Regions from separate parts of the Homo sapiens genome. Here region 2 is linked to region 1. A link is an interaction called in ENCODE POLR2A ChIA-PET data of the cell type or tissue named here. Cell type or tissue: PC-3. All regions are shown on one strand. Links, peaks and the distances in the headings refer to the core of each region. The heading gives the core; the rest is flanking DNA.

Evidence for each region. ChIA-PET counts read pairs that join two places held together with the same protein. Peaks named below come from ENCODE experiments on the same cell type or tissue, not always from the same donor. Only the 100,000 strongest peaks of a DNase experiment are listed, where the experiment ranks them.
Region 2: POLR2A ChIA-PET joins it to region 1 with 5 read pairs; 2 of 35 experiments call an interaction of 5 or more read pairs at or near these places.

What each region holds. Positions count from the first base shown.
Region 1 is chr2:19,102,167-19,107,852 of GRCh38, forward strand. No RefSeq gene overlaps it. Among named protein-coding and RNA genes, the nearest start is that of LINC01376, 78 kb to the left of the region's middle. In PC-3, for the core only: no CTCF peak of the experiment used is centred there; a DNase peak (open chromatin) is centred at 2,615; H3K4me3 peaks cover 433 bases; H3K27ac peaks cover 1,695 bases.
Region 2 is chr2:19,214,168-19,219,853 of GRCh38, forward strand. No RefSeq gene overlaps it. Among named protein-coding and RNA genes, the nearest start is that of MIR4757, 130 kb to the right of the region's middle. In PC-3, for the core only: no CTCF peak of the experiment used is centred there; no DNase peak of the experiment used is centred there.

The DNA of each region.
Region 1 (5,686 bases), core at 1,079-5,078:
TTACGCAAACATCTGGCCTTGGGTCAGAGAGGGCTCTGCAAGCTCCAGTTATCCACTTCAGTCACTGTTTTACATAATCCCATCATTTTGTAAATCATTTCATTGATACCAGCACTTTCACAGAATTGTTTTATTTGAACAACTCAGAGGAAGGCCACAGCAGAGGGTCCCAAGTTTTTGATAGATGAGAAAATTGAGAAGTTTAGTGATTCCTCCAAAGCCACCTAAGAAGTCTGCAGCAGAGGTAAGTCTTTTACTCCTGATCCTTTATCTTTCTGTTCTTGCTTACACAGGTGAAGGAGGTAGGTTAATCCCCTGGATTATCCTGGTATTGTCCCACTTACCCCTTTTGCTCAGTGTCATGTGGCTGTGACCAAGTAGACCACATCCAGGAGAAGTGACCTGCCATCCCACCTCACAGACAACTTCACCTCCCCAGCACCATCCTAGACCTTTTGAAAGACTGAACTGGAGTTCTAAACATTCATTAATTTAGTTGGAGTATTTTTGTTTTCTCCTCAAGAGAGTGAAAAATGGCCATTGTGAGAGAATAATGTCAAATATTCCTACAAGGGCAAAGGCAGAGTCCAGAATCACAGCTGAATCCTCCTTGTTCCATTTTTATGTGTGAATTCTTAAACCACACAGATTACATTACAAGTTGGGAATGCCTCCACCTGACTAAATATATATGTGTACACATTGGCATCCATCTCCATTAACATAATATTAGCCATTACGGGAGCATTACAACATCATCCTGCTCACAAATGTGACACAGAACAGAGTGTCACAGACACCTCAATGCACTGGACGCTTAAGTCAAATGGAAAGTTAAAAACACCTTCTGCAAGCAGCCACTGGCATTACTTCATATTTATGTTAGTTTTGCTAATCTAATCGAGTGAACTTTTTCCCTAAGAGAATATAATAGGAATATTTTATTTGAAAATTTTATGTAGTAAGCAGCTGTCTAAAGTCTTAATTTCTGTTTTCAGTAGGGTAAGTGGCAAATGCAACCAGGAAGAAAAAAATAGCAGTTTCCCAAGTGCTAGTAAGGGCAGCAGGCAGTGGAAAATCCATGCAAAGTCTTTCCAGGAAACCATTCCTACGGATCATGGGGGAAATACTTAAATGCTGGTATAGAAAAATATATCCATGCATTTCTTAATGAGGTTGAGCAAAAGAGTTGGAAAAGCCCCCAGCAATCAGGGAACAGAGGTAGAGAGAGGGAAAGTAGCTTGAAAAAGTCATTAGCAGGAGAAGGATAGCCACAATCAAGGACCTCGGCCCTGGCTCCAGGGGACTGTTTGCAGGAATTGCCTACTTTGTGCTGACATCTGGGGTGCACTGCAGGAGGAGAATGCCATTACACCCCCTGCTATTGCTCCAGCCACAGAAATGGCCATGTGCTGCATGGTGACCTACCACATCCTGTAGTTCCTTTCACTAATACTTGCCTGATCAATTACATAGCAGATATAGGGTCATGTCACAGGTTCTGTCTTTTTCTGCCATAGAAATTCAAACAGGACCCTAGCATAGTATTTATCTATATCTTGCATGAATTAAATGAGTTGAGCTGATACAATGAAAAGAGAAGGAATGTGAGGGGTAATCAGTCCTGGATTCCTGTCCTTGTTTAGGTACAACTTTGGAAAAATTACCCAGTCCCTGAGCCTCTTAAACCAGGAAAATATGTTTATCATAATTTTTCATGAAAATTACATGATATAATATATAAAACATACCTATCCTGAGGGAGTTAGGAAGTGGGTGTCAGTAGTAATTACATATTGGGAGTCAAGATATAATCTTAACGCATTCTATTGATGATAGCAACAAGCAATAATCTCATTGGTTGCTATGTTCTGAGGCAGCCTGCATCTTGAATTAGAAGAAGGTCATGGCCCCAGGAACAGAGTATAGACCTTAAAAAGAAATACATGCACAAAACACCATTTCTGAAGATAATCCCAGGGACCCAGAGCTATAAATTCCAGATATTTCTTCCTCAGTGGTGCCTAATCCACCTGGCCTCACCCATCATACCATGCACCTATTCTTCACTACAGCCACCTCTATCTTGGGCTCCATGTTCCCCACCTTAGCTCCTGGTATAGGTGCCTTTGTTTAAACACCAGCACATAATATAGAACTTGACCTACTGGTATTCATTAAACTGGTGTAAAATGAGTGAACTAAGTGACCAGTTTTGAATCTGCTTTTCATGACAACACTCCAGCATGTTCTTTGATTTGAAATTGAAACTCTTGAAGATGGGAGAAAAGAAGGAAAGCAAGTTCAGGGCTTTTATCTCCCTGACTTCCTTCTTTCAGGGCTGCCTTAGGCTGCTTGGGTCCCTCACCAAAGACCAGTGCTCCTTGCAGTGGGCCCCTCAATACAACACACTCCTCCCAAGTTCCATTAACTGCTCCCTCCGTTTGTCAATTGAGGAGTAGGGGTGGCCACAACCCTGCTGTTACTAGCCTCTTGTGCATAGCCTCTTGTGTTTTTCTTACCTAGAATGGCCACTCACCCTACTTTTCGCAGAAATGGAGTGTTGTGAAATCCTCTCATTCGGATGAGAGGGCTCTCAGTACTAAAACAGTCTTGGGCAAACTGGATGGTGAGTCACCCTACCTACGTCCTGCACACACCTTTGTAAATAGCTCCTTTACTAAACCTTCCTTTTATCACTCTGGTTGAAAAGAGTCATCCACTTTCTTTTTGGGACCTTGAATAATTCATTATCAAAAATCACACCCTATTTTGTCTTCTGCAAGAATTGTTGATGTGAGGCTACCTATGAACACATTCCCTCCTCTGGGGAGAAAGCCCACCTACAATTGGAGACAGTAAGGCCAGTACACCAGGGGCAGCAGAAATGAGAGACAGCAGTGGAGGAAATCCCTGTCTCCTCAGGACCCAGAGTCCAGCCCAGGGATGCTGGCTCCTGAGTGCTTCTTTTTTCTGCAAGGCAGTCATGTCTTTCCCAGCCATACCAGCCAACAAATTCCTAACTTGTAAAAAAAGGACCACTGCCGCTTCAACCAGTTTTGCCTGAGACAGTTCTGTGTACTTCTGTGTGTAGGCCAGGAATGAGAGACCAAAGTGAAGTCTCCCAAAGCATCTCCCTAGCCTAAGTCAGGATGAGAGAAGAGTACATCAGTGGTAAAATATGGCAGCCTTTTAAAAATGTTTTTCAAAACACAACAACACATGCTGGCAAGGCTGCAAGAGAAAAGGGAAAGCTTATACAATTTTGGTGAAAATGTAAATTAGCTCAGTCACTGTGGAAAGCAGCTTGAAGATTTCTCAAAGAACTCAAAACAGAACTACCATTTGAATGAGAAATCCCATCACTGGGTATATATTCAAAAGAAAATATATCATTCTACCAAAAATACACATGCACTCACATGTTCATCACAGCACTATTCACAATAACAAAGACATGGAATCGACCTGTGTGTTCATCAATGGTGGGCTGGATAAAGAAAATGTGGTACATTTACATGATGAAATACTATGTAGTCATGAAAAAGAATAAATACATGTCCTTTGCAGCAATATGGATACACCTGGGGGCCATTATCCTTGGTGAATTAATGCAGGAACAGAAAACCAAATACCACATGTTCTTACTTTAAGCGGGAGCTAAACAATGGATATTCATGGCATAAAGATGGAAACAGTAGACACTGGGGACTACTAGAGGGTGGAGAAAGGGATGAGGCAAGGGCTGAAAAACTAATTATTGGGTACGAAGCTCAGTACTTGGTTAATGTGATCAATTATACCCTAAACCTCAGCATCCCACAATATACCCAAGAAACCAACCTGCACATGTATCCCCTGAATCTAAGATAGAATCTAAAATTATTTTAAAATGTTTTTCAATAACTATTAATTGAACATGTAATGTCAATTGCTCTGCTTAGTTCTTAACAGAGATTACCTGATTTAGTCTTCATTACACTCCCTGAGCGGGTTATTATTTACATTTTATAGAGGAAGAAATGGAAGCCCAGACAAGTTGATTCACCTGCGCAGTCATATCCCTTGGAAGAGGCAGAGCCAGGATTTGAACCCATGCTATTAAGCATTGTGTTACCTTGTCTGCCTATGGTTCTCCCCAGGACGGCCTTGGTTGGATGTAGCTATTGCATCTGTCATCACAGGAATGGAGAGCCCTTCAGGAACTCACAGGGTACAGCTCAGGACATTAGGCAGCCCTGCTTCATCCTAATTTCCTTTCCTAGTTCTCGGCAAGAAGGCCTAGAAAATAGTTCATGCTTCAATCTTGTAACTTAAAACTCTGACAACAAACTGCACATGATCTAGTGCTGTACAGACTCCAACTTAGAGTATGCTTTTACTTCTCACTTCTAGATGTTTACACACTCATCAAGGCCATTACCCATCTGTGTCTGTTAGTAACACATGTCCTCAAACTTGCAAAAATTTCTCAATGCAGAGCTACCCTTGGGATGCTGAAAGATCTCAACACAGCCCCTATCCCATGCTCTTTTGTTCTTCAGTGGACACCTTTGCCCTCCCTCTCCATCTTTGCTGTAACTCAGTGGAGGATCTTACAGAAGGTGATATAAAATGGAGTCCAGAGCCTGCTTTAGCTGATGGCTTTTTCTTTTTCTTTAAAATATGTATGAAGCCAATGCCTAACTCACAAGACTGGTGGATAAAATAGCATAGTGTATGCTAATGTTCTCCTAATAGAAGGCAATTCTAGTCTTAATACATAGGTGGCATATGGCTAATTAATGGATTTGATGGTACCTGAAGATTTTGGGTGAGCAGGAAAAACAGAATAATGTTAGGATGATTATTTTAGGCAGAATGTGTTAGTTAACTGAATAGAGAAAAGGTCCAAGCACAAATAGTTAGAAAAGCATTACTGCAGAAGTCAGAAAGCCAATTGCCAGTAGTTTGTCCTCAAAATCAGCCTAGCTCCCTGGCTGGAGCTGGATGGACGGGAACACAGAGAAATGGTCTGGAATGAACGCCTCTGCTTCACTTGGGCAGAGCAACTGGAAGACACTGACATTGGCTACAATCTACCTGGATATTAGCATAAAGTCGTGTTTGGAAGCTACATTGAAAACTAGCATAACGTATGGGAACTCCCTGGTTATCCAGACCAAACACCTGCTACCACCACGTAGCTAAAGAAAAAGCTGTCAGGGAGTCATTCACCAGGCAGTTTTTGAGTTGGTTTTGTGTTTCTCAGCACAGCTTTTATTTGTTTCTTTGTTTCAAGATTAAGTGTTAACTACAATATATTCTTGGGAGGATAAGAAAGGGAAGTCTAATATTTGGAGATTAGTCATTTAAATTATGCTTCAAGTAGCAAAAATAATGTGAGCATATCATCTATTGATAAATCTAAGTTAGAAGACAGAAAAGATGCGTCTGAAAGTAAAAATAATTCCTAAGTTGAACTGATTATAGGACAGATTGTGGGAAAGTTGTAGAGAAATCGGAACCAAAGATATCCCTAGGAGGTGTTTTCCTCTTACACTTTGGGTCTAAGAGGCATCAAAACTGAGAATTTTTGTATATTAATTATAGCAGTAATACAGGTGACAGTGCACACATATGCATTGACATTGACACATGCACACACATGCAGGGACGCCTTGCCCCATGACACACATACACACAC
Region 2 (5,686 bases), core at 534-4,533, 110 kb after region 1:
TAAGGAGAGAATCGAGGTCAAGCTCTGTGCCTCGTCATCGCCTACCATGTGTACAGCAGAGCCCTCCACAAGCTGGCGCGTGATAAAGTTTGCTAAGTTTAATTTACCTTTAAAGAAAGTGGCAAAACTCCAGTGAAAGGAGCAGTGTGTGTGCAAATTGAGGCCAGAAATGAATTGCTAATTAGTTTCTCTCAGTTATAACAGTGGGTCTTGCACACTGAAGATATCTATCAAGTAAAATCTAGCAACCCAAGGCCAAAGAAATAAATGTTGAATCTCCAAACTGAACAAGTGGGTAGGACAGAGCTTGGTAAGTTACTGATGGTGAAAACAAATGTATAGTAGGCAGAGGTCCCTCCCTTAAATATTGGCCTCCCTTACACGATATAATACTGAATAGCTGCTACTCTCCTTGAACCTCTGACCTCAGTCTTCCATGATGAAAGACGTCTTAGTGCTCTGCTGTTTGCAGCAGGCCAGAAAGATCATTAATGGGAGGTAAACAGGAGTGACCAGGGCTGGCCATCACTTTGAGACCACCTTTCTATCTTCCCTTTGCCTATTCCAGATACTGCCATTGGAATGTTTTTAAAACAGAGGAATCCAACCCTGCTGAAGAGTCATTTTGCTTGGGTTCAGTTATGTCTTGGCTTACTCCATTCAAAGAGATTCATCTGTTTATCACACTGTGGATTGAGATGAAGGAACAGCCCCCAGGAACGAAAGGAAACACAGCATGGTGAATAATCTCCACCCTCAAAAGGCACAGTCATTCTGAAAAGCCACGTGCTCTGTTTACTTTCAGCCATCACTGTGCCCACATTCCCAGCCATAATATTCCACTTTCAAATATGTTCTTTTCCCATTCATACATATTTATCCCATATTAACCTCACGTATAAGTGCCAACTTCATACTTTCGTTCATTTTTATAACATTTATTAAATGCCTTATATGTGCCTGGCACAGTGCTAAATGCTTTCTCACAGGTTATATCATTGAGTCATCATATCAATGGCTACAAGGTGACTACTGCTATCTCCGTTTTACTACTGAGGAAACTAAAACACAGAGAAGTGAAGTCACTTACCTGAAGTTTCACAGCTAACAAATAATAAAGTTAGATTAGAATCCACATTTTCTAAAGCTAAGACCAGTTTTCATTGTACCATACTTGCCTTTAACAAGTGTATAGTTTTTAAGAATTAGTAATTATGCATAATAGTTATAAATTATGAATTCCAGGGCAGGGAAGATGTCTATGGTTTTATATATTACATTTATTAATCTATCTGTAATTATTTTAGAGTTTAGAGTACATATGAAATTTTGTAGTAATTTCCATTTGGCATTCTGCCAGTCATTCACTTGTCCTAGCAACATTCCTTTTTTATTTTTATTTATTTATTTATTTATTTATTTTTTGAGACAGAGTTTTGCTCTTGTCACCCAGGCTGGCGTGCAATGGCACAGCCTCGGCTCACTGCAACCTCTGTCTTCCAGGTTCAAGCGATTCTCCTGCCTCAGCCTCCCAAGTAGCTATATTACAGGTGCCACCACCACGCCCAGCTAATTTTTGTATTTTTAGTAGAGATGTGGTTTCACCATGTTGGCCGGGCTGGTCTCGAACTCCCGACCTCAGGTGATCTGCCCGCCTCCGCCTCTAAAAGTGCTGGGATTACAGGCATGAGCCACTGTGCCCGGCGTTTAGCAACATTTCTAACACTCTTTTTCTTTGAACATCTATGTCAAAATACTGTCCATGCCACCATCTCTTCTGCATCTCCTCCTCCACACATGTGAACACTACCTGTTCCTTCTTCCATTTGTGGTCACAGGACAGATTTGCAGAGTTGGTGATGCTAAACCACACGTATTAGGGATTCAGAGGGATGAAAAGTCTTTTTTTAGGTTCTAAATAACACGTATTGGAATTTAATGAAAATGGAGCCTATAGTTATAACCACACTTGGGAATGAACTGGGTCCCAGCAAACTAAGACTGAAGACTATGCAGGTGGTGTGTTTAGATCTTCACTTCGATCAGTTTTGACGTAAATCTGGGAATAAGTGGCTATTCCCTGGCCCAGTCATCTGGCCTATAAGCTAGTGGGTTTGGGATATGTGCAGTTTGGGCTGAAAATTTTGAAGTATCCAATAAAAACAAGAGCTTAAAATGGGAGACACTGACACAAAGTAGTGTGAAAACACACTCTGTTCCAATAAAGACAGCTGAAAAAATTCTCCTTTTTGTAACATTGAGTAAAAGCGATGACATATTTGGTCTCACACTGAATTCATAAAAACAGTGGTTTTTTTGCAGAGGGTGAAAACATTCTTCGGTGTCAATTTCCAGCAACAAATGCTAGCATTTCACAACAGGTGAACTTTGGAAACCTGAGAGAGCAGACAGAGAGCATCATCTCTCTAAGAACAGAACTTTGGGTTCCTTCTCAATATTCACACCAGAAATTTCTGCAGGCCAGTTTATTCTTCTATATTGTTTCTGCCTGTTGTGAATTAAGTTTGAAATACCTTCTCCTGACATGTGGCATTTCACCTTGGTGCTCTTTCTCCATGGAAAAGTCTTGCCCATCTGTTTTGAGGCAACTTGGCATCGGAATCTGATTCCACTTGGAAACTTTAGGATGAAACTGGACTTCAATGCACATTAATCTCAACTAATCCTGCAGGTGGACACATGCACCAAGAGCCTCACTGACTGATGTGCAAGTTTCCTCACCATGCAAGCTGCAATCATACCACTGACTCCACTCCAATGAGCTCCTCTCTCCTGAACACCCCAAGCTCCCTACCCTGCTGCTGGGATGGGATCCCTTGGCTTGTTTGCATATTTTAGCCTGCTCAGGCTCCTGTTTAGCATTTGTTTTTCTTGGCATTGTGTTCATTTTTATTATACCCTTGACAGACCAAATCCTAGTGCCAGCAGGCCACAATGAAACAAACACTTACAATTTATAGAAGAAATTCAGATTCTATTTTCCATGAAGCCTAGAATTTCATCGCCTGGTAAAATACTGCAGTCAGGACAGTAGGCTCCCACTACACTTATGTGACCTTCAGAACTGCCTCTTATGTTTAAATCAATCTCTCTCTCTCTCTCTGTCTCTCTCTTTGCATGTACACACAGCTCCAATTAAAGCAAACTCTGGTACAGATGCCTGTTAACTTTCATAATATAGCCACAAACCTAGCTGCTGAACATTTTAGCACTTAAAACCAGCTGTTATCTTTAAACAGTTATGAAAGTCTGAGTTCCAATGATTCCAATTCTGTCTATACAAGATACAGCTTTAGGCTGGCTGCTCACAGTTCTTTCTTTACTGCTAGACAATTTTCCCTAAAGACCTAAGACCCTGAGGGATCTTTGGGCCCAGCTGTATATGTATTCTCTCACCAAAACATCCTACCTCCTGAAAATCTCCATCTGAGCTTGGACACTGCTCTCATTACCCACTTGTCACACAGCCACCTGTGGGTACCGTCAGGGCACATATGAGATGATCGTTCCTGTGCTTAAGGCTATGGGTTCCCCCAAAGAGAATGAAACAAGAGCCTTACTCCTAAAAAATGAATCTAGCTAAGAAGGAACATCTTAAAACAGCTAGAATAATCAATACACATTCTGTGTTCCACTGACATTCATAGTCATGAAGTTTAATGAATACTCTCCAAATTTTATTGGTTATGAAATATCTAATAAAAACTCATGGAAGATAGAAAGTTATGACCAGGTAAGGATATACAATGGATTTCTGGAAGGCTAGTAATGCTAGTAATATGCTCTTTCATATCTAAGTGGGCATTCCATGTATATATGCTCTCTTAACAATTTGTTGAAATCATCTGCCATGACCTGAGAGCTGAGCTATAACTAATTTTATAACTAAGAAGAAAACTGGATGACCTGAATCTTGTTGCTCCTCAGATAGTTTGCAACATGGTAAGGAGGTTCTTCTTAGAGTGGTCACTAGACTTTTTAGCTCATCTTTTGCTGGGGTCAGAGGCTTGTGTTTCTGAACTTCACACAACACTGTCAGACCCTCCTTCCTGGAACACTGGTTCTTTAAAACTACAGCCTGCTGTAGAACTGAAATGTGCTCTCTCTCTTGCCCAGGGCGTTGTGTCCCAGCTTCACTAAAAGACACCTATAAGATCTAGCTTCACATCTGTGATGGCTAATTTTATGCGTCAACTTGGAGAGTGTTTCTGGATGAGATTATCATTTAAATAAGTGAACTGTGAGTAAGCAAATTTCCTCCATCATGTGGGCAGTCCTCATTCAATTGATTGAAATCCTGAATGGAACAAAAAAGTGGGTCTTCCTAAGCAAGAGGGAATTCTCCAGCAGCCTGTCTTTGGACTCCATCTGTGTATCCACCTTCATCTGCACCGTCTTCATCTGTCAGGTCTCTGCCTGCTGGCTTTCAGACTGGAACTCCACTATCAGCAATGCTAGATCTGTAGCCTGCTGGCCCACACTGAAGACTTTGTACTCACCAGCCTCCATAATTGCATGAACCAATTCCTTATAACAAATCATATTCGTGTGTGTGTGTGTGTGTGTGTGTGTGTGTGTGTGTGTATGTAATCACATCCTCTTGGTTCTGTTTCTCTGGAGAACCCTAATACAATATCCATTGCTGCATAACAAGTTACACCAAAACTCAAAGACTTAAAACAACCCATATTCATTATCTCACAATTTCTGTGGATCATAAGTATGGGTGCAGTGTATCGGGGCCCTCTGCTTCAGTCTCTCACAGGCTGCAATTAAGGTGTCTGCCATGCCTGTGGTATCACCTGAAAGCTTGTGTGAGGAAGAATCTGCTTCGAAGCTCATTACATTGATGTCAGTAAAATTCAGTTGCTTGTGCACTGTTATGATGAGGCACTCAATTATTCTCTGGCTGGTGGCCAGAGACCACCTTCTGTTCTTAGCCACATGGTCCTTTCCACAGGGAAGGTCATGACATGGCGGCTTGCTTCATCAGAGCAAGCTCACAAGAAGAGGTGAAGAGACAGGGTTAGCAGGTAGAAAGTCACATTCTTTCATAATAACCTAATCCTGAAAGTGACATCACGTCACTTTTTCCATATTCTATTTGTTAGAAATAAGTTACCAAGTCAAGCTTATCTTCAAGGAGAGGAGATTGCCAAGGGCAATAATACCAGGAGAAAGAGATCACTGTGAGCCATGTCAGAAGCTGTTCACTCTACCCATCCAACCTTTGCTAGGCTGGGCTCTTCCTTGTTTCTTCTTCCTGAAAATCCTACCCACAACTATCAATATATATTTCAAAAAAAATGCAAGTTATCTCACATATAGAACACTTTGATTTTTAGAAAAAAATACATATATATATTCAGAGTTGTGCTATTTAACTTCAGGAGATTTGTAGATTAAGTTTGAACAAGCAATCGTTAGTGTTACTATTGGAAATGCACCTAATTTTATTAGAGAATTGATGCTCAGGAACGTGAACAGTTTGTTTGGGAGGCTTGTAGATCTTCTGGACCATCTGGGAACAGAGCAACGGCCATCCTTATCAAATTTCCATTGCTGAAACTATAGTGGTAGAAACACAAGTCTAACTTAATTTGAAGGAAAACATTTTCAACCCTCAAGAGAATGACTGGTTTTAGATTCTGGGTTCTGTTTCAGG